Linked DNA regions of Homo sapiens: all the other regions are linked to region 2. Evidence: chromatin loops called from intact Hi-C (ENCODE). Cell type or tissue: Calu3. All regions are shown on one strand. Links, peaks and the distances in the headings refer to the core of each region. The heading gives the core; the rest is flanking DNA.

What was found. Peaks named below come from ENCODE experiments on the same cell type or tissue, not always from the same donor. Only the 100,000 strongest peaks of a DNase experiment are listed, where the experiment ranks them.
Region 1: it touches region 2 in a loop (2.0-fold over the local background); 1 of 110 quality-filtered maps calls a loop at or near these places.
Region 3: it touches region 2 in a loop (2.2-fold over the local background); 1 of 110 quality-filtered maps calls a loop at or near these places.
Region 4: a loop joins it to region 2, with 2.9 times the contacts of the local background. A loop is called at or near these places in 1 of 110 quality-filtered maps.

The regions. Positions count from the first base shown.
Region 1 is chr17:39,673,082-39,677,763 of GRCh38, forward strand. It overlaps PGAP3 (post-GPI attachment to proteins phospholipase 3), which reads right to left. Exons shown (of 8, transcript NM_033419.5): 4 at 1,536-1,598; 5 at 912-973; 6 at 433-569; 7 at 1-174. Among named protein-coding and RNA genes, the nearest start is that of PNMT, 7.0 kb to the left of the region's middle. RefSeq lists enhancers at 1,613-2,160, 1,790-4,682, 2,161-2,706, 2,707-3,252 and a silencer at 3,411-3,470. In Calu3, for the core only: no CTCF peak of the experiment used is centred there; DNase peaks (open chromatin) are centred at 50, 2,050, 2,590, 3,260 and 3 weaker places.
Region 2 is chr17:39,780,147-39,785,775 of GRCh38, forward strand. All of the region lies in intron 6 of IKZF3 (IKAROS family zinc finger 3), which reads right to left. Among named protein-coding and RNA genes, the nearest start is that of GRB7, 45 kb to the left of the region's middle. RefSeq lists a silencer at 4,480-4,710. In Calu3, for the core only: no CTCF peak of the experiment used is centred there; DNase peaks (open chromatin) are centred at 1,055, 1,455, 2,575, 3,465 and 1 weaker place.
Region 3 is chr17:39,615,196-39,620,824 of GRCh38, forward strand. No RefSeq gene overlaps it. Among named protein-coding and RNA genes, the nearest start is that of PPP1R1B, 8.9 kb to the right of the region's middle. RefSeq lists enhancers at 1-32, 103-172, 3,037-3,540, 3,208-3,708, 3,709-4,209 and silencers at 2,656-2,755, 2,836-2,975. In Calu3, for the core only: no CTCF peak of the experiment used is centred there; DNase peaks (open chromatin) are centred at 2,626, 2,896, 3,436, 4,096 and 4 weaker places.
Region 4 is chr17:39,703,584-39,709,212 of GRCh38, forward strand. ERBB2 (erb-b2 receptor tyrosine kinase 2) reads left to right here. Exons shown (of 27, transcript NM_004448.4): 2 at 3,407-3,558; 3 at 4,738-4,951. Among named protein-coding and RNA genes, the nearest start is that of ERBB2, 6.3 kb to the left of the region's middle. RefSeq lists an enhancer at 1,211-2,083. In Calu3, for the core only: no CTCF peak of the experiment used is centred there; DNase peaks (open chromatin) are centred at 1,378, 2,378, 3,048, 3,581 and 2 weaker places.

The sequences.
Region 1 (4,682 bases), core at 7-4,006, 110 kb before region 2:
TGATGTGCCAGATGGCATGGGCATCCAGGACCCAGAAGAGCGGTGGGAAGTCAAGCAGCTCGAGCAGGGACAGCCCCTGCAGCAGCAAGACCACCACCACGCACTTGCGCACGTGAGGCAGCCGCCGCTGGTTCCACAGGCACCAGGCCAGCCACCACACCACGTTGACCAGGCCTGGGTGCCAGTGGGGGCAGGAGAGACTCATTCCTTCGGCTCCTTCTCCCCAAGGCCACCCCCAACTCCATGCTCTCTGACCCCAGGATCATCCTCGGACTCTCCTCCCAGCCTCCTCTCTCTCCCACCTCAAATTCTTCTCCATTCCTCTACCCCAAGAGTCTCTCTAGAACCTCCTTCTCCAGGAATGGCACCAACCTCCCACTCGCACCCCAAGCTAGCACTTCTGCAGATGGCCCAAGCCCCCCAGGGCCTCACCAATAGCCACGTTGGCCACCAGGTTGTAGCCATAGTCGAAGCGGATGAGGCTCAGGTAGGAGACGTGCACGGTCAGCATGAGCAGCAGGAGAGCCCGGAAGGCACTGACCACAGCTGGGTGCTGCAGCCCCACGGTCCTGCCCCACCGTCCAGGGTTGCTCAGAGGGCAGGTGGCCCATCCCCAGAGCAGCATTCCCTGAAGCATCTCCTCCCCCCAACATTGGTGCATGGCCCCTGAAGTCACTACCCCTCTCCCCACCAAACAGGCCACAGCTGGGCAGCAAGTGCTACAGCTCCTTGTCAGGAGCCAGGGCCCCCAGTCCTACCCCAGAGTCCTCACCCAGGACAGCTGATGTGTTGGGGGTTGGGGGGCGTAGGTGTTGGGAGACTAGTGAAGAAGGCCCCCAGGGGAAGGCTGGGTGACCCCTTTCTGCCCCCAGGGTTCGATTTTGCCCCTGCAGCCACCCAGGCAGGCTCACCTGACGCAGCACAGGTAGATTGAGTGTAGGATGACAGTGGAGGCACAGAAGTAGTCCATTTTCTGAGGACAGGGAAGGGTGGTGAGGGACCAGCATGAGGCTTCACGGAGAGGACCCGCGGGGATGGGGGCATGGAGGAGTGGCAGAGAGGGGCCGGGGTCCTGGGCCTGCCTATCACTGTTTCACTCTGACTGAGTCTTGTGTTCACATCACCATACAAGTTTTTAAAAATGTGCCCAGGAACAAGGCTTTAGGGACGCTGGTGGAGGGTTCCTGCTGAGGCTCCAGGACATGACCACGCTGCACAGAATTCAGAGCACAGTGTGGAGTCTGACAGCCATGGGGTCACGTCCTGTGGCAACCCTTCACTGGCTGGGTGCCCCTAAGCATGTGGTCCCCCTGTCGAAGGCTCAGCTGCCTCATCAGGCAAGAAGAGCGAATACTCATCCCCACCTGATGAGGCTCACTGAGGATCAAGGGCACCAACAGGTTTAGGATGCCCACCCCATACTCCTCCCAGTGCTCCTCAGAGGGAGTTGGCATGACCCTCTAGAGCCCCTCTGCCCACTTCTGGGCTCCTCTGGGACCACCCTGTGCAGGAGGGGGAGCTGGAGGAATGCTCACCTCTGTGAGGTCAGTGTCCCTGGTGTGGAAAACTGTGGACCAGAACCATGCATTGAGGGACACCTAAGGAGGGAGGGGCTGGTGAGCATGCTGCCCCCCACCCTGACCTCAAGGCAGGGACCCCCATTTGCTCACATCCATTTCACCTTTGGGAAGGGGCTCTGCAGGACAAGAAATGTGCTTTTCCTGCCCCTGGAGCCCTCTGAACAAACCTATGTCCCTCTACCCCCACCCAGCCAGGGTCCCTGGGGTGGACTTCCTGCCACCCCAAACCCCCAAGGCCACGGGGGGCTGCAGCCTCCACAGGTTCCGGCCTGGCCTGGGAACCAGTTCCGGTATAGCCAAGCTCCCTAGTTACTCAATTGCTAAGACAACAGCCCCCAGGGGCCTTGCCTCCTCCTCCAACCGGCAGGTGTTGACAGCACCACCCCACCCGGGCCCAGGGGAGCCAGTGACCTCAGCCTCTGGGGGCGGGAATGAGGTGGGTGGGGTGGAGGGGCTCGAGCCAGCTTGGGGTGTGTTCCAAGCAGCAGGGGAGGGAGATCAAGCAGATCCCACTGGGGCACAGGCTCCCAGGAGGAGGGTGAACCAAGCCCAGCTTCCTCCTGGCTGGGCCTGCCCAACCCGCCAGACCAGTGGCTGCTCCCGAGCCTGGGAGGAGTAGAGGGCAGGACTGGAGGGGCTGTGGTGGGCCAGGGCCCAGGGGAATGTTTGAGGCCTTCTTCCTGGAAATTAGCTGCGTGGAGAGAGCACAAAAGTTATCTAGCGAATGAGCCTAAGAGCTTGTGGGCGTTGGTGCTGGCACTTTCTTCAGGGACTGCTGTGTCCACAGCAAAGGCCCAAACTGCTGAAAGCAGGGTGGGCTGAAGGGAAGGGCTGGGAAATCGTGACAACCAAAGGAACAGCAGGCCAGGCCGGGAATGGCCTGGAGGTGGGGAGGGATGCGCTAGGGTGGGACAGGCCTGGCGGAGATGAGGAAAGGCCAGGAACTGCTCAGTTGGCTCCAATGTACCAGGAAAACTGGCCAGGCAGGGGACAGAGGGAGGGGGCAAGAAGCTACACTCTGTCTGGCACTGTAGCAGGCAGGTCAGACAGTAAGATGCATTCCAAATGCAGGTCTGGGGAGCTCAGGAGAGAATGGGAGGAGAAGGGGTACAGGCGGGGCAGAACTGCTGCACAGCCAGTCAGGTTCTCGGGGTGCCAAGCTCTGGAAGGCGCAAGGCTGCCTAGTGCCCCTGTCTGGCCTGGGCTCTGGGCTGAGCCTTGCTGCTTCTGCTCCTCTTGACCTGGTCAAAGGGCCCTGCCCTTCTCAGCCCAAGCTTCCCCCGGGACAAATCATGGCTCAAGTGAAACTTCAGTTCCTTTCCAGCCTGGCGTTAGGTGGTGTGGTCTAGGGCAGGCTGCTTCCTCCTTTGAGGATGGCCACTCTGTCCCTTCCACCAGACTCAAGGCTCTGCCCTGCTGCAGCCCCCTCCCCAGAGACAGGCATGGAGGCTGCACAACAGGACTGAACCTGGTGGCTTCTCAGACACTGCTCCCACAGTCTGAAAAGCTTAGAGTCAGCATGGGGAGAGGAGCAGGCTTGGGCTGGAGACGGGACCCAGGCAATCACATGGACCAGTTCTCCCTGGCAGGCCAGGAACAGGGACATCCTTAGGGAGGAGAGTGGCCCTGGAGCCAATGTGGGAAGGAGAAGAGGAAGGCGGCAGGGACTGGCAGCCAGCCAGGCCTCCTTGTCACCCACAGCAGGAAGGGGGAGGTGAGAAGAGGACTGCAGGACTGAGCTAAGTGGCTCAGAACACCGAAAGCAGGGGGTGTGTGTGCGGGCAAACATATGCGTAGGGCCACAGGATGGGTGGGGCTGCTGGGTCCCCTCTCCAACCGCCTCCCTGGGTGCCTTCCACTCACAGAGACCCACCTGAAGCCTGGCCTCTGCACCCCTGAAAAGCCCCTCCCCCCTGGGGAGCATCCCACTCTGGGGGTGCTCCTCTTCTCACCCTTTCCTCAGATTTGGGAGGTAGTGGTATCATTAAGAATGCAAGCCCTACAGCCAGACTGCCAGGGTTCAGTTCCTGGCTCTGCATTTCCTGTGTGTCCTTGGGCAAGTTATTTAGCCTTGCTGTGCCTCAGTTTTCTCATCTGCAAAATGGGAATAATCATAGTTGATAAGGGTTTAATGAGCAATACAAATACAGCGTACAGCACAGAGCCCAGGACAGGCTGAAACATGAGTGTTCTCTCCACTTGCCTGACCAGCACAGAACCCCGTCAGCTTCCCATAGAACTGAGGCCTAAGAGGATGTCTGCCTCCCACTCTCCCTGCAGGCCAAGGATGTTTAGGCAGATAAGGGGTGGTCTCCTAGCTGCCTAGGCCCACCTCCACAGCTCCAGGCTGGGGGAAGAGTGTCCAGTCTTCACAATGAGACAGAGTCTGCATTCAAGTCCTGCCTCAGCCCCTACGCAGCTGTGTGACCTTGGACACATAACCCAGTATGTGTGAGCCTCCACTGCCTCACCTACAAAACAGGTTCATAATGATGCTCACTGCACAGGAGGCCATGAGGACGAGGTCTGCGGAATGCCTGGCACCAAGGAACTCCTCTGAATGGCTGCTGGTTTTGCTGCCTGGTCCATAGTAGGTGCCCATCAATGTCAGTTTCCTTCATCAGGTCCAGTAGACTGACTCTCACCACGCCCGTTCACCTGCCCCTCAACTTCCCTTTCCGCAAGGGTCACAAAGTTTGAGGTCAAACTATGGGGCCTCAGGGTCTCTCCATTCCAGAACGGAGACACCTCAGCTATAGGAAGAGCCCCTCCTCCTTCCTCTGGAGCCATGTTCCCATCAATGTGAACCGAACAGATCCATTTCTCCTCACTCAGAGTTTGTCATCAAGAGCAAGCAAAGGGGAAAGATGGGCTCTGGAAGGAAGGAGAGTTCCAAGATGCCAAGGCACGGCTACTCTCGGACTCCTTGCCACGCTCAAGTGAAGGGGGGCAGGGAGGGGAACTGGCCAGGAGGGCGACAGGCTGCCCAGCAGGCACCCAGAGCTTTGCGTAAACACTGAGGAGAGGGGGTGGCCAGGGGCAGGGTGCCAGTGGGGGTGGAATAGGAGACTGGGTGGAGGGAGAGCAAGAGGCTGTTTCAGT
Region 2 (5,629 bases), core at 850-4,849:
TGAACTATTAAGGTAACTGCAAAGACCACAATTACTTTTGCACCAACCTATTAGTGCCAGTGCACTCCAGCCTGCGTGACAGAGTGAGACTCTGTCTAAAAAAAAAAAAAAAAGCCCCAAAGTATTAAATATTTCTAATTTTATTAGTGGCCTTAAAAAACTGTATGTTAGTCATTACACAATACATTATAAAGCTCAGTTTTCATTATTTAGTTAATTTATTTACTTATTTTTGAAACAGGGTCTCAACTCTGTTACCCAGGGTGGAGTGCAGTGGCATGATCACAGCTCACTGCAGGCTCAACCTCCTGGGCTCAAGTAATCCTTCTACCTCAGGTTCCAAAGTTGCTGGGACTACAGTCTAAAGCCACCATGCCTGGCTAATTAAAAAAAAAAATTATTAGTCTCAATATATTGCTCAGTCTGGTCTCCAACTCTTGGCCTCAGGCAGTCCTCCCACTTCAGCCTCCCAAAGTGTTGGGATTACAGGCATGAGCCACTGCACTCAGCCAAAGCTCAGCTTTTTTTTTTTTCCTGGAATAACATAAAATCTGGCTCTGCCAGGTGTGGTGGCACTAGCCCATAGTCCCAGCTACTCAGGAGGCTGAGGTGAGAGGATGGCTTGAGCCTAGGAGTTCAAGTTCAGCTTGGGCAACACAGTGAGATCCCATCTCTTAAAAAGAAAAAGAAATCCAGCTCCAAAAATGAAAAAGAAGAGGATGATAATAATGTGATAATAATGACAATATTTACTAGACAGTGAGTTTCTTGTCAAAAATAATTCTAGGCTCTAAAGGAATAAATCATAGCCTTCAGTGAAGCTATTAACAACTATTTGTGTAAATGAAAACAGTAAGGGTCAGAATAGGGGGCCTGAGTGGCTTTTGGGCTAGTGCAAAAGTACTCGACTGACTCTGGCTGACCAGCAGTTGTAAATAACGGGCACTTCAGCCACAAGACACTGCTATTGAGTGAAGAGGGTCAAATTCTGTCCAGCACAGGGATAGGTTTAAATGACCAAACAGGAAATTATTTATATATATTATTTCCTTTCACACAAAACCACCACCAGATGTGGCACTACCCAAAGCCCCAAGAGCAGAGAGATGAAAGACAAAGCTTGGAATTTGCAGTAAGTTCCTGGGGCTGTTAGGAGACTTTTTTCTTAGAATCAGGGGAGAGGTAGCTAAGTTTGCACTTTGACTAGGAACATTCATCCTGGTTCCAGCAATTTTGAGAAGATTAAATCCAAGTAAGCCTCCCCTCAACCCTGTAGTTATCAACAAAAAGATTTATAGGGAAAAAAAGAATGAAAAACAGTATTCTGGGAATGTTTACCTTTTATGCCCATTTTACCATTGTTCTTATTAGTCTATTGTGGTCCCTCCTCTCACTGCCAAATCATTACCCAGGAATTACCCCAAGCACGGTGCTACCCATCTAGTTTTCCCATTTGTTTCTCAGCAGTCGCTGTCTACATTTTACTGAAGTCAATGTCAATTAAAACAAGCAGCTTTCTGAGGACACGTAATCAACATCCTCTACATTTGGGAGGATGCTGAAGTGTGGACACATTGACCTAAATAACTGTAATTAGGGCAGGTCACTAAATGGCAAACTTTTGAGATAACATCACCTTTTATTCCTCGTTACCCACCAAACTGGTCTTTAGAGTCATTTCCAGATAAACATTATTCTGTAAATCAGTGACCAAATGCCTGACATTTAAAAACATAAAATTCTGCAGTGTTCATGGATGGACATATTTTGAGGCATGGGTGGAGACTTTCCCATTTCCACAACTCCGATTAGATTGAAAGAAATCCTCTGAAACGAATCTAGAGGACTCCTGTTCACCCACACCCTCTTTCTGGGTCATTCACTCAAAATATTAACTACAAGAGCTCCACTCTCATTGTACATGTGAACACACTCCTACTGATTCAGTTGATCTTCACTGAATTAACCTTGTTTTCTAGTTGATAAGTTAGGCAAAGGCTAGTTTTCAATTGAAGATGGCACTCATTTTCTTTCCTAAACTGCTAGTCTTTTGCCTCACACTTGTTGGATAGCTGATGCACAATACCATGAAATGAGTGCCCTTTGAAACACAAAGAGCCAGGTTCCATGGTTTGCGCCTGTAATCCAGCACTTTGGGAGGCTGAGGTGGGAGGATTGCTTGAGCCCAGGGAGCTATGATCTTGCCACTGTACTCCAGTGTGAGGAACACAGTGAGCCCTGTCTCTAAACAACAACAACAACAACAACACACACACACACACACATATCACACATACACAAAGAAATGCTTTGTAACTGGACAAGCTCTTTGGGATTACTGAGTGGTTTAGGCAGTGCACTGAAAAGAAAAAAAAGAGGACTATTGGCTTTTGGTCCTTTTCTCCAACTTTAGGACCCAACTGTCTATTTATACGAACAGTCTAGACTTGTTATCTTGCCACTTCATATCTCAGAAATGTAAGTGGAGGGAAACCAGTTTGGCAAGATAGTAAGGGAACAAGATAATGGGTTTAAATGACGAAATAGGAAATCCGTTCCTGGGTGGTGTTTGGCGGTGTAATGCTGCAAGTGGTGGGTGTGGGGAATATGGGATGGTGGCAAGGAACAATTTGCACATTCAGCTCATGAGTGAGAACAGAATGAGTAGAACTGTCATTGTGGATCAATTTCCCTTCACATTGCTTGCCTACTAAATAGTAGACATACTAATTTTCATTAGAAAAGTTATTTTAAAGACGTGCTGAAAAAATAATAAAATGTAGTACAAAGTCACATTTACAGATTAGGTTACTACTACCTTTATTCCCTGTATAAGTCTTAATATTTGGTTTTAGTTAACTATTTCCATGATACAATTTCTACCTCAAAGTCATTGGAGGTTTAACTATGTAATTGTGTTGTGCTTTTGTTTTTGTTCAAAATCCTTCATTAGATCTTGAAGTGTTAAGTGGAGCTTAAATAAGAGGTATTGCTTCCTGTCTCTTCTATGGTGTAGTCAGTCAGTAACTAATGGAGAGTGGAACAAAGTGGTGTTATTATGCAATAGAAATTGTCTAACAAGAGATTGGTATCAAAGACAGAGGCAGGTTCTAACAAAAAAGTTTCATAAAACTGTTGCCTTTTTGAACAAGTAAAATGAATACTACCTGTGAGATAGCATTTTTTATTTTTTGAGATGGAGTCTCGCTCTGTTGCCTAGGCTGGAGTGCAGTGGCATGATCTTGGCTCACCACAACCTCTGCCTCCCGGGTTCAAGCAATTCTCCTGCCTCAGCCTCCTGAGTAGCTGGGACTATCAGTGCATGCTATCGTGCCTGGCTAATTTTTGTATTTTTAGTAGAGATGGGGTTTCACTATGTTGGCCAGGCTGTTCTGGAACTCCTGACCTCGCGATCCGCCCACCTCAGCATCCTAAAGTGCTGGGATTACAGGCGTGAGCCACCGCGCCCGGCCAGTATTGATTTTTAAAAAGAATAGGTTGGGGCCAAGTGTGGTGGCTTACGCCCATAATCACAATAATTTGGGAGGCCAAGGTGGGCAGATTACCTGAGATCAGGAGTTTGAGATGCCTGGCCAACATGGTGAAACCCCGTCTCTACTAAAAACACAAAAATTAGCTGGGCATGGTGGCAGGCACCTGTAATCCCAGCTACTCAGTAGGCTGAGGCAGGAGAATTGCTTGAACCCAGAAGGCGGAGGTTGCGGTGAGCTGAGATCGTGCCACTGCACTCCAGCCTGGGTGACAGAGTGAGACTCTGTCTCAAAACAAAAAACAAAAAACAAAACAAAAAAAAATAGGTTGGGAAAACAAACTTAAAAATTTTTAAACATTTTCTTTGGTCTGCTAAGTTGGTAAAAATGTAAGTTTATTCTGAAGCCCTCATGCTTGTATTAGCTTGAAGAACTATTGAAGATGAAAAGTTTGGAGTCTTAGATTCATAAATAGATGTGATTATTCAATTATTTAAAAATATTATTATTGCTAGAACTCATTGTTACATAAAATATTTCCTGCTCCAAGTATTCATAATCTGTGTGAATGAGGCTAAATGAATCTCTATACCGGCTGTTAGTCTCTTTCTGAAATAAGAATCAAGCTAATGGGAAAATGCAGTCCATGTTCTTCTGTATTTTTCCTTCTTTTCATATATACTCCATTAAGACAGAATTGGAATATTCTGATGGTGTCACTTGTGATGCCTGATGTAGAAACTTGGACTAAAGTAGCAATATCACTAGTGTCTTTTTTTTTTTTTGAGATGGAGTCTTGCTCTGTTGCCAGGCTAGAGTACAGCGGCATGATCTCAGCTCACTGCAACCTCCACCTCCTGGATTCAAGCAATTCTCCTGCCTCAGCCTCCTGAGTAGCTGGGACTACAGGTGAGCACCACCACACCTAGCTAATTTTTGTATTTTTAGTAGAGACGGGGTTTCAACATGTTGGCCAAGATGGTCTCCATCTCTTGACCTTGTGATCCGCCCGCCTCGGCCTCCCAAAGTGTCAGGATTACAGGCGCGACCCACCGCGCCCGGCCAGGATTGTAAATCCTTAAAGTGTAGGGGCTTAACCTTAACTCATCTTTACAAACAGCTTTGATACAGAGCCTGGCACATAGAGAACTCAACAAATGCTATCTGGATAAAAGAAATGATTAGCAAGGCCAGAAGTCCTGTTGCCCAATACCTGCATTTTTTTGCAGGCTGGTCTTCACTCCAAGGCCTTTTTATCCATCTGCTTGCTTCTAGAAAGTCCTGCTTCCCCTTGCAGGCAGGTTTGTCCACAGGCTTGGCTCTCACACTACGCTGCACTTCAACTTACAATAAGCACTTGAAGAATGAGTGCTGCAGGCACAACAGCAATGGAGCATCATCTCTTTACAAGTGACGGATGAGGCATAAGATGTACTATACTGCTCAGGCTCAGAATAGAACCCCATGTCCACAATGGACTCCCAATTCTAAGAAGGAAACAGAAATGGAAACCACACATGGAAGGGTGCAAAATAGTTAAAGGATTGGCTTATGTTGGGTTAAATATTCTGTAAATTTTGGCCTCAGGAAAAATTATAGGAACTATTTGAAATATAAAAGAGTAATGTGTGAACTGAGATGCAGTAACTTGATTAAGCTGTGAATTTACACATTTATAACCTGAAACCACCATTACAACATATTTGTTTGAAAAAAAAATCAAAACTTGCTGACTTAGTTAACCCTTTATCTTTTTTTGCTGAGACTTAAAGTATGGTGCACGCATCCACCAAACCACCCTATGAAATGCAAATTAACTCAACCTCTGTATTTCAGCATTTCCTGAATCACCTAATATCACTGAGAATAGCTAAAATATTACTTTTGATACTTTTCCTTATTTGAAATTCCTAAAAAAGGTTGTGAGAATGGGAAGTAAGGTGGTGACCTTACTTCAAAATCAATAATTTTGAACTTACTGTTTATAGAGTGTAGTTTTCTGATTTTTCCCCCTCCTTCCAGGAGAATCAGGACACACATATATGTATATACATGTGTGTCTATTAGTATGTGTGTTACTATATTTCTTTTGCAAACCAGATAATATATAACCTTTAAGAAATATAGCTAATCAAGCC
Region 3 (5,629 bases), core at 720-4,719, 170 kb before region 2:
CAATCCTCCCACCTCAGCCTCCTGAGTAGCTGGGACTGTAGGCGCACACCACCACGCCTGGCTGCCTTTTGTATTTTTGGTAGAGATGGGGTTTCCCCATGTTGGCCAGGCTGGTCTCGAACTCCTGACCTCAAGAGATCTGCCCACCTCGGCCTCCCAAAGTGTTGGGATTACAGGCGTGAGCCCTGCACCTGGCCCAATGTTATTTTTTTAATTTTGTTCCTGCAGCTCTCTTCATCACCATATCTTTGTTCTGCTTCTCTTGTGAGTTTTCCATGGAGAAGTTGATATGTCTTGTTCCAGCCCCTCCCAAACCCACTCCCAGAGTCCATACAGGAAGGCAGAGGAACAGGGAGCTCAAGGTGGCAACTGTACCAGAGTTAGCAGCGTTGTGACCTTGGTCAGATCATGTAACCCCCTGCTTCCTCATCTGTAAAATGGGACTAGCACCACGGTTCACCTGGTCACCTGCAGTTCAGCACTGATGGGAGGAACAAAAGGACGGCAGGTTATGAAGTGCGCACTTGGGTGGCCAAGTGCTGGCGGATGGGGGTTGGGGAACTCCTCCCTGATGCTGCAGCGCAGGGCAGTGGGGACAGCACAGGACCAGGCTGCATCCTGGGCCCTCTTTCCTTAGGGCGGGCTCTGTTGTGACCTTCCCTGTGACCTGGGCATTTCCCAGTTTCTGCCCCTGGAAATCAGAGCCAGGGATCTGGGCTGGGGAATTTTAGGGGCTTGGTGCTGGACTATTCCCTGAAACGTCCCTTGAGCGCATGGGTGCAGGGGACATATGGGCCTGACAGTAGGCACGGATGACCCACACCATAGTGGTGATGCTAGTGCTCAGGAGGACAGCCCCAAAAGGTCACTGGGGCAGAATGTATGGTGTGTGCAGGACACTGTGGTCAGGGCAGGAGGTCACAATTTAACCAGAGATCTCTTGAGTCAGCCCCAGGAGTGGACCTGGGAAGGACTGCCTGGCATGAAGGGTGGAGATTCTTTCTTTCTTTCTTTCTTTCTTTTTTTTGAGACGGAGTCTTGCTCTGTCGCCCAGGCTGGAGTGCAGTGGCGCCATCCCAGCTCACTGCAACCTCTGCCTCCCGGCTCAAGCAATTCTCCAGCCTCAGCCTCCAGAGTAGCTAGAACTACAGGCGCACGCCACCACGCCCAGCTAATTTTTGTATTTTAGTAGAGATGGGGTTTCACCATTTGGCTAGGCAGGTCTCAAACTCCTGACCTCAAGCGATCCACCCACTTTGGCCTCCCAAAGTGCTGGGATTACAGGTGTGAGCCACCATGCCCAGCCGTTTTTTGTTTTTTTTAGAGACAAGAGTCTTGCTATGTTGCCCAGACTGGACTCAAATACCTGGCTTCAAGCAATCCTCCCACCTGAGCCTCCCAAGTAGCTGGGACTACAGGCCCACACCACTGTGCCCTGCCTGACTTTTTAATTGGGGTCCACAGGGAGGGAAGGGAATAGTCTAGAGAGGTAGGGTCTCATGGGCTCACTCCCCATTTTACAGATGAAGAAGCCACAGAGAGGGGAAGCAACCTGCCTTGTGTCACACAATAAGTGAGTGGCAGAGCTGGGACTGGAAACCAGGACTCTGTTGCCACTTTGGGGTCCTCTCATTCCCAGAGCCTCAGCACTCTGTGTGATAACATACTTATTAATGTAATAATGACAATGGTGAGTGCTATCTGTGCCAGGCACTGGCCTTCACAGGAATCATTTTATTCTTGACAAGACATCTGTGGGAGGGATTCCTAGTACCACCACTTAAAGACCAGGATGCTGAAGCACAGAGAGGTTGCCGTCAAGGCTGATGTGTCAAGGTCACATAGCTAGAAAGTGGCAGAGCTGGGATTTGAACCAAGTTTGACTTGACTCCAGGGCTCATGCTCTTACTATTATAAAGTGTGTCCCTTTCTCTGAAACCGCTGTGGTCTCCACACCGTAGGACCAGCAGACCCCGCAATGGAGAGGGAAAGGAGGGTGCCCTGGGAAGGACTTGTGCCCAGGGTTTGCCCTCTGGCAACTGGCCTCTGGCCAGGTCCCCAAGTCACAGGAGCCATGATGCCCTGGCCTGGATCTATCAAGTTCTGCTCATGGGTGGGTAGGTGGGTGGAGGCTGCTTCTAAACACAGAGAGGGAGCAGTCACATTAACCATGGAGTTTTTCCACCCTGTATATACCACTTTCCTCAGCTTCTTCAGAAGACTCCCTCCTAGCCCTTGCAGACTCAGTGAGGTGCTGCCTCCACCAGGAAGTCCTCCCTGATGTCCCCTGATGGCGCTCCAGCCTCTGGCCCTTGGCACCGCGTTGAACATTTGGGGATGGACAGACCAGCTTCAGGAGCCCCAGCTTCACCACTTGCTCACCAGCTACCTGCAGCCCCCGCCCCCGTCTGCCCTCCTGTCTGTAAAATGGGAATAAGAAGCCCTGCCTCACAAAATCTTTGCAAGGAGGAGCAGCGGCGTCCTAGGAGCAAGCACCTGGCGCCCGGTGAGCCCCCGCCACTCGCTCCTTCTCCTCCTTGTCCTTCTCCTGGCTTGCTCCCGGTTCTCTCCTCGCCACCCCCGCCCCGCGCCTGGCACGGCGCCCGGCGCGCCCCAGCCGCCCAATCCCGGCTCGCAGCCCTGACTTCCTGCCCGCCGGGCTCCCTCGGCACGTGCCCCGCGCCCCATGGGACCGCGCGCCCTCCCGGGGCGGCCTCCCCGCGGCCTCCCGCTTGGGGGAGCCGGGCTTGGGGGAGCGGGTCGCCCCGGCTCGGAGGTGGGGTCGGCGGGGGCCGGGCGGGCCGGCCGCGGCGGCGGGAAGGGGACGCTGCCCCTTTAAGGTGCCACCGCCGCGTGGCAGGGAAACAGCTTGTGCCAGCCCCATTCCGCCCGGCTCCGTTCGCTACAAGAAACACAATGCATAACAATCAGGCGCGCGCTTGGAGCCATGCCACGCGGCGGGGGCGGGGCGGGGCCGCGCGCCGGGCGGGGCGGGGGCTCCGGGGTCTCGGCCCCCGACCTGCGTCCTGGGCCCGCAGGGGAGTCCTGCCCCATGCTCCCGGGCGGGGCCGCCCTGTGCCCCAGCGAGGTGCCCCGGTGCCCCCCGCCTCGCCCGCGCTTGCCCCTCCCTCCCCGCCATCTCGCTCCCTACAAAGTTCATTCCCACTAACTCTTTTCCAGGCCACTTCCCCCTCACATCTGACAATCGGGGCCCCTCATTCTCCCAGTAATCACTCCACTGCACTAATTGCACATGCAAATATGCAAATGCGTATTAATTAATTACTATACTAATTAGTTCTGTGGTATTTGCGAGTAATAAATCATTGGATGGGAGCGAGGAAGCTGGAGACCTGGCCCATTTTCATTCTGCATAAAATTTTAATGGTCTCTCTGGCTGATCCGGGACGGCAGCGCGCGGAGAGGCTCTTAAAGGGCCAGTGGCGGCGGGAAGGGGCAGCGGTGGGGATCGCCGTTGACCCCGGCGGGGACTGGCACCCTAGAAGGAGTTGGAGATGCGGCCTCACATTCTGCAGGGGCCGTCTCCGGCGTGCGGTGGCTTCTGCCTCCCCCTCTGGGGCTCAGTGTCCTCCTTAGTGGCTTCTAAGGAGAGAACCTGGGCGGGGACCAGGAGCTGAACTAGGATTCTTTAAGAAAGGAAAGAGGTCTAGGAGATGTGAGAGGCCAATGCCAAGGCTTTGGGGCCCCAGGTAGCCTGGGAGACAGGAATGAAGACTCCATCTCCTGGATGGCTGAGTAAACTGAGGCACAGGACAGGCAAATCTTAGCTCCCACCCCTCTTCTCCCAAGGGGAAGGAAGCTAGAAGGATGTTCTGGTTGGCCCCAGCCTTTTCTTATATCTGGTGGGCGCCACAAGGTTGGGGGTGCCTCCAGCTTTCCCCTTCCACACGATCAAACCGCTGCCCCGCCCCCATGGGCACCAGCTGGCACCCTGGCAGAGTAGTCCTGGGCTTGAGTGGGCCCTGGGGACCCTGCTTTATTTCCAGGAGGTAGTCAGGACCCGGGCACAGGGAGGGGGCTGGCTGCTTTGCAGGGCCATTGACTGGGGGAGGCAGACAGAACCAGTTGTGCTCATGCCAGGGCGTAGGAGGATGCCAGAGGTGGGCACCTTAAGGAGGTGGGGACTGTGGGCCTGTCCTGAGCCGGTATTCCCCGTGCCAGGGTCTCTAGTCTGGTTCTGCTCAGCCTCCAACCTTCTGCCATCAACAAGCCCCTGGATAAGGCACAGCCTAAGGAGGGTCAGTGCTCTAGTGGGGGCCGATGATAATGACAGCAACTAACAAGACTATTAACTCGGCAAACATTTATTTAGCTGGAGAACTGTTCAGCAAGCTCTAGGTGCCTCACGACCCCCCAGTGACACAAGTTCTGTTACAGTCTCCGTTTTAAGGATGGAGAAACAGGGGCACACGAAGGTTAAGCAACCTGCTCAAGGTCACCCAGCTGTGAGTAGTGGAGTGGAGTTTGAACCCAGACAGTCCAGCTGTGTGTGGGTTCTTTCCAGCACACCACCTCTCCCCACCACCATTTCTGCAGCTCCTGCTCTGAACCACATCCTTTGCTAAGAACTTCATGGGCAGTATCCCATCCAAACCTTGCAACAACCCAGAAGGTAGGTTCTGGAATTATCTCCATGTGGAACACAAGGCTCAGAGAGGTTGACTAAGCTGCTCTGGAACACACAGGGAAGATGTAGCAAGGCCAGGCTCACACCTGGCTTGTGTGAGGGCAGAGTCCAACAGAGTCCTCCAGGCCCTCTGATCCCTCCCCATCTCTGCCCCTGCTGGGATCTCTGCCTCCTGGAAGAGCAAGAGGGCGTTGTGGTAGCCCCTGATGACTAGAGAAATGGAAGGGCTTTCAGTTAGATGGTAGAGAGAACTTGCTTCTTGAAAGGTGGGAGCTCCAGGGGCTGGGGTGGGATGGAGCCTTTTCTTCCTTTCCCAGACAGGCCAAGGAAGGGCCTTGGCTGTGTAGTGGGAGATGGGTGGGGATGGGGGTGGAGGGGTGGGGGAGAACAGAAGGGCCCAGAATGATAAAGCCTTGTGAGGACCACAGAACTCAGGAATCCTGGCTGGGTTTTAAAAATTTTGTCCCTGATAGGCCGGACGCGGTGGCTCCCACCTGTAATCCCAGCATTTTGGGAGGCCAAGGCGGGCAGATCACTTGAGGTCAGGAGTTCGAGACCAGCCTGGCCAACATGGTGAAACCCTGTGTCTACTAAAAATACAAAAATTAGCCGGGTGTGGTGGCGGGCATCTGTAATCTCAGCTACTTGGAAGGCTGAGTCAGGAGAATTGCTTGAACCTGGGAGGCGGAGGTTGCGGTGAGCCAAGATCACTGCCACTGCACTCCAGCTTGGGCGACAAGAGCAAGACTCCATCTCAAAAAAAAAGAAAAAAAAATTTGTCCCTGCATTCCTACCTGCCCCCCACCCATTGCCCCTGGAAATGTCTTGGGCACCCCCACCTCAAGAATTGCTATTTGGGTTTCCTATTTGGGTTTTCCAGGAGCTTCGGTCTCCAGCAGGGGGATGAGAAGATAATACTAAGCAACACTTTGTAATAAATCACTTGTTTTTTTAAACTGTGTGCTTATGAGCATCAACTTG
Region 4 (5,629 bases), core at 738-4,737, 77 kb before region 2:
GCTGTTACAGCCAAGTTTAGGTCAGTAAATATTCACCAAGTTGCAGGTACTGCAGGGCATAGAGATGAATCCGATTTAGCTTCTGCCCTGGAGGTCTGGGAACTTGCTCAAGATCACTCAGTGAGCAGCTGAGCTAGGGTTCTCAACTAAAGACCCTGGGCCCAGGCCCTGGTCTGATGTCAGGCCTGATACACCAGGTGTTTGTGGTCGGGGAATCCCAGTGTCACTTGAATGGGCTGTGACATTATGGGTCTGGGAGAGCTGAGCTTTGGGGACACAGGTCATTTTACTGTAGTATTCATGGAAACCAAGGGAAGTATTGGCTTTTCTGCTGTGAGCAAGAGGAGCAGCTGGGGCTGCAAGCTGGTGGGGAGGAGAGAACCCACCTGAGAGAAACCTCAGGACTGGGGTCAAGTCCTGACCACCAGAGTCCAGAGAGACATGAAGGACTGTGACCAGCTCTGAGCAGAGAGATGGATTCCATGACCTCAACTGGTCCCTTTTGTTCGGAGACTCGTGACTGGACTTCATTCATCCACTCATTCATTCATTCACTCAGCAGACACTTATCTAGCGCTCCCTGTGGCTGGTCCTGCCTCATACTGTCTTTGCTCTGGAGAATTGGAGGTTGGGGTTCCTGAGGGGCAGGGTCCTGGAGACAAGGACACTCCTGGGTAGAATTAGGACCTACCCCCCAGGAAATCAACGGGGACCAGGTGCCGTGGCTCACACCTGTAATCCCAGCACTTTGGGAGGCCGAGACGGGCGGATCACAAGGTCAGCAGTTCAGGACCAGCCTGGCCAACATGGTGAAACCCGCCTCAACTAAAAATACAAAAATTAGCCAGGTGTGGTGTCAGGCACCCGTAATCCCAGCTACTGAGGAGGCTGAGGCAGGAGAATTGCTTGAACCCGGGAGGCAGAGGTTGCAGTGAGCCGAGATTGCGCCACTGCACTCCAGCCTGGCGACAGGGCGAGACTCCATCTCAAAAAAAGAAAACCAATGGGACAGGGCAGATATGGGGACAATGGTAAGGAGATGGGAGAGTGGGAGGGAGGTGTCAGGAAGACCTTCTTGACTTCATGTAGGCTGGTGGGGGTGTTAGCCAGCAAGCCTCCAGTTCCCTGGGAACCGTTCTCAGGGTACCAATTTTACCACCTGTCTGCAAACACTTTAAGATTCTTAATCAGACTCAAATTGGCCACAAATCAGGTAAACAAACTCACTAGTGGGGTGGGGCTACCACCCGTTCTGACCCTCCAGCCCAACCCAGCCCAGCCACCCTGCCCTCCGTAGAGCCTGTGGTGTTTATCGGTGGCATTGGGAGAATTAGTGTGTATTTATGTTGGCGTGGGGTGTGGGGTGGATTTGTGTGTGTGCAGTTAGGCCTAGTGGAAGGAATGTGGGATCTGAAGGCAGGCCAGCCTGAGTTCCAGTCCTGCCTGTTGCTCACAAGCTTTATGAGGCGAGAGCTAACCCCTGCCAGCCTCAGTTGTCTTCTTTGCAAGATGGAGGTTGCAGCCCCAGTCTCTGGAGCATGTTATGCAGATCCACCGAGAGTGCCTGCCAGGCACACAGTAGGTGCTCAGCTCAGTTACTGTGGCGGCCCCCACTCCCCATTGTTGTTGTTTTCCTATTGCCTGGCGGCCACAGCTGGTATCCCTTGAAAAGGGCTACAGGGGGTGGAGTCGGACCCTGCCCCAGCCCTGTGGAGACCCTGGGCTTGGGCCAGGGCCTGGGGTCTGGGCCTGCAGACAGCTGTGTCTATAAAGCAGCTGAAGGGCTGAGGCCGGGGGAGGTCCTGGCAGCAGGGCGTTATTTTGGGCCTGGCCTGCCACCCCCAGCTCCTGTTTCTCTTGGGAGTCTGTTGGGGGAGGAAGTGTGGGGAAGAGGAGGGGGTGCAAGTGGGTGAGGCATGGAGTGGGGAGGCCTCCCTCAGGGACATGGACCCTTGAGTTCTATTTCTGTTCCTCCCTCCTGTTCCTCCCTCTTTGTCCTTATCTGCCTAGAGAGGTGGGAATAGAGGCCATTCTGAGTATCACTAGGAGACCACCAGTTTGTGGCCACTGGCCACTGGCCCAGGCAGGGAACCTGGGGGCTTGCCCTACCAGCCTCTCCCAGCAATCTGAAGGCAGGGGGTACCTCGTATTACCCCCTAGGATTTGACCTTAGGCTCCAACTTGCTGGGAGAGCAGTGCCTCTGGTGTCAGACCCCAAGCCAGCCCTTGTGCTGTCCCTGAATCTGCATGTAGCCTGTGGGAGGCGGAGCAGTGACCGGCAGGAATTCTGGGCAGCTCAGGCACCTGTGGGCCTGAGGGTGCCCTCTGCCCCCACCCTTCCGATCTCCTGGGCAAGACACGCCAGGTGATTCATCTCACCAGAGCAGAAAAACAAGTTCAACTGGGCACTTTAATCTCCCCTCACTGGCAGGCCTGGTGTGAGCTGCTACCCCGGCGCCCCTCACCAGGGGTGCTTTACCTCCTCTAGTATTCCTGACCTTAGTGGGCATTTCTGGTCTCAGGGATACCAGGCTGGGGTCCAAGTGGGCCAGGTGTGGCAGTTCAGCCCTATGCCCCATGGCTGATGGCTCGCGCTGGGCAGGTATGCAGGGCTGACGTAGTGCCTTTGTGGCAGCAGTTTCGTGGCACACATTCTGCCAGCTGGTTCTGGAGTCTTGCCCTGAGGAGGTGGCCAGGGTGAGGGTGCCAGCGCAGGAACCTTTGGCGCATGCTTCACCCTGGCCTGGGATCTGCAGCCTGGGTCCAGATGCCCACAACTGGAATCTGACGCTCCTTTTCTCTTCATGGGGGACTCCCAGAGGTCTCTGCAATGACCAGAGCCCCGGTTGTCCCATGCCTCAGCTGCAACTCCAGCTGACCCTCCTTCCCCACTCTCTGGGTGGCATTACGGGGGTGTGGATCCCTTGCCAAGAGGTTGGCATGTGGGTGTGCTGGAATGGCATAGGGAGAATGCACCGAGTTTGTTTGCTTGGGAGAGGGGCAGGGGGTATCCAGAAGATTCATGATTCGTCATCGCCTCTCTTGGGGGATTTTTACCCCTTTGCCCTGAGTTGTGCCTTTGGGACAAAGGAAGCCTTTCTTTGCCAGCCAACACCCTGTACTGGCGGGCGAGCTCCCCAGGGCTGGCACGCTGGGGCAGCCTCTGAATGCACAGGGTGGGCCTAGTCAGAAGAAGCCTTTCCCCTGAAATCCCTCTACTTCCCAAGCACGCAAGCTTTCTCCTGCTGTTAAACCTGCAGTGTGCAAGGGACATGGGCGGAGGGGTCCTTCAGTCAGGCTTCTCCCTGTCTGAGGTGGCATGACTTGGAGTGAGTTTGGATGGGGTGGCCAGGTCTGAGAAGGTCCCCCGCCAGTGTCCTCTGACCCATCTGCTCTCTCCTGCCAGTGTGCACCGGCACAGACATGAAGCTGCGGCTCCCTGCCAGTCCCGAGACCCACCTGGACATGCTCCGCCACCTCTACCAGGGCTGCCAGGTGGTGCAGGGAAACCTGGAACTCACCTACCTGCCCACCAATGCCAGCCTGTCCTTCCTGCAGGTGAGGCCCGTGGGCAACCCAGCCAGGCCCTGCCTCCAGCTGGGCTGAGCCCTCTGTTTACAGGTGGGTGGCAGAAGAAGGTGCCCTGCCCTTCTGTTTCCTCTCTTGTTGTGGTTTCTCAACCAGGAAGTCCTTTCTAACATCTAACCCCCATTCATTTTACTGCAGAATCAGTTGACTCTCTCTATAACGTGGCTGGCCGAGGTCATGTCTGGATGGGATGCGTCTGTGTTTCCGCTAAATCTTGTGCTCTCTTGCCAGCATGATCATGTCCCCTGTCCACCTGCTCCAGCCACTATCCCTCTCCCACTTACAGCAGAAGAAAGGGCTGGTGAGAAAGGTGGATTACAGGCCCACTTCTGCCACTGACGAGCCCTATGAATGTGGCCTACACCCCCTTAGCTTCACTGGGTCTCAGTTTCCCTATCTGTATATTGGGAGCAGTTGTGAAGCTCAGAAGAGAAATGTCTGTGAAAAGGTTATGAACAGGAGGGAGAGTGGAAACCAACCTGCTGGATCGTGTCCACAGACCCTGGAATGGGGCCACATGCTTGGTTTGTCAAATTGCAGACGCCGGCCGGGTGCGATGGCTCATGCCTGTAATCCCAGCACTTTGGGAGGCCGAGGCGGACAGATCACTTGAGGTCGGGAGTTCGAGACCAGCCTGACCAACATGGAGAAACCCCGTCTCTACTGAAAATACAAAATTAGCCAGGCATGGTGGCACATGCCTATAATCCCAGCTACTTGGGAAGGCTGAGGCAGGAGAATCACTTGAACCTGGGAGACGGAGGTTGTGGTGAGCCTAGATCGTGCCATTGTACTCCAGCCTGGGCAACAAGAGTGAAACTCCGTCTCAAAAAAAAAAAATTTGCAGACGCCATCCCATCCAGGCCTTTGCTTTCACTGATGAAGAAACTGAGATACAGAGAGGGCAGGGCACCTGTTCGGAGTTTATGAAATGCCCCCCCACCATTATCTTTCTTGATCATATAAGAATCTGGTGAGGCAAGGTAGGGCGTGATCTTTATCTCTATTTTATCGTTTTATTTAAGCGGGAACAGGACTGCTCAGTGGCTGGGGGCCTTGCCCAAGATCTCCAAGTACTGGGGAACCCCAGGGAGGCCCTGGGGGGTGGCAGTGTTCCTATTTCAGCCCCACTCTGCTTCCCCCTCCCAGGATATCCAGGAGGTGCAGGGCTACGTGCTCATCGCTCACAACCAAGTGAGGCAGGTCCCACTGCAGAGGCTGCGGATTGTGCGAGGCACCCAGCTCTTTGAGGACAACTATGCCCTGGCCGTGCTAGACAATGGAGACCCGCTGAACAATACCACCCCTGTCACAGGGGCCTCCCCAGGAGGCCTGCGGGAGCTGCAGCTTCGAAGCCTCACAGGTGGCCTTCACCGTCATTGAAACCTTCTCTTGGTTATTCAGAGCTGACCAGGGCCACTGCTAACCAGGGGGAGGCTTTGTGTGCATTAGAAATGGTGTCCCTTCTGGGCAGACGCAGGCAGAGCCCGGGAAGACGCCCTCAGAAGATTGGAAAAAGATTCCCCTTCTTCCTGGGAAGTTGTAGCTTGCGTCAGCACATATAATTCAATCGTGAGAATGCAGGCTGGGTTTTTGCCCCCACTTGGCTGAGTGAAGTGTACAGTGAACAACCTATGTAACTATTTGCTGGCCCTGGAGCCGACTCTGCCCCAGAGTCTGGGTGCCAGGTGCTTTGCCCGCATGGCCCATTTCAGTCACGCTGCAGTCCTGTCAGGAAAAAATCAGTGTTATTCTCATTCTACATATGAGAAAACTGAGGCTTGCAGATATAAGGGCCAAAAGTTACACAGCTAGTGAGTGATGGGGCTGAGTTTCAGACTCCACAGTCTCTTAACCACCAAGCAGCATGCCCAGAGTAGAGGTGAGAAGGAAGGAGAGAGCTGCGGTCCACATGAGCATCTGGACCTAGCATGGACAACTCACTCCTCCCTGGCTCTCGCTTTGTTCTTGTTGCGGGTGTGGTGGTGGTGGGACTCAAAGACGGTAAAGATAGCTTTCTCTCCTCCCTGGGGAATCTGGG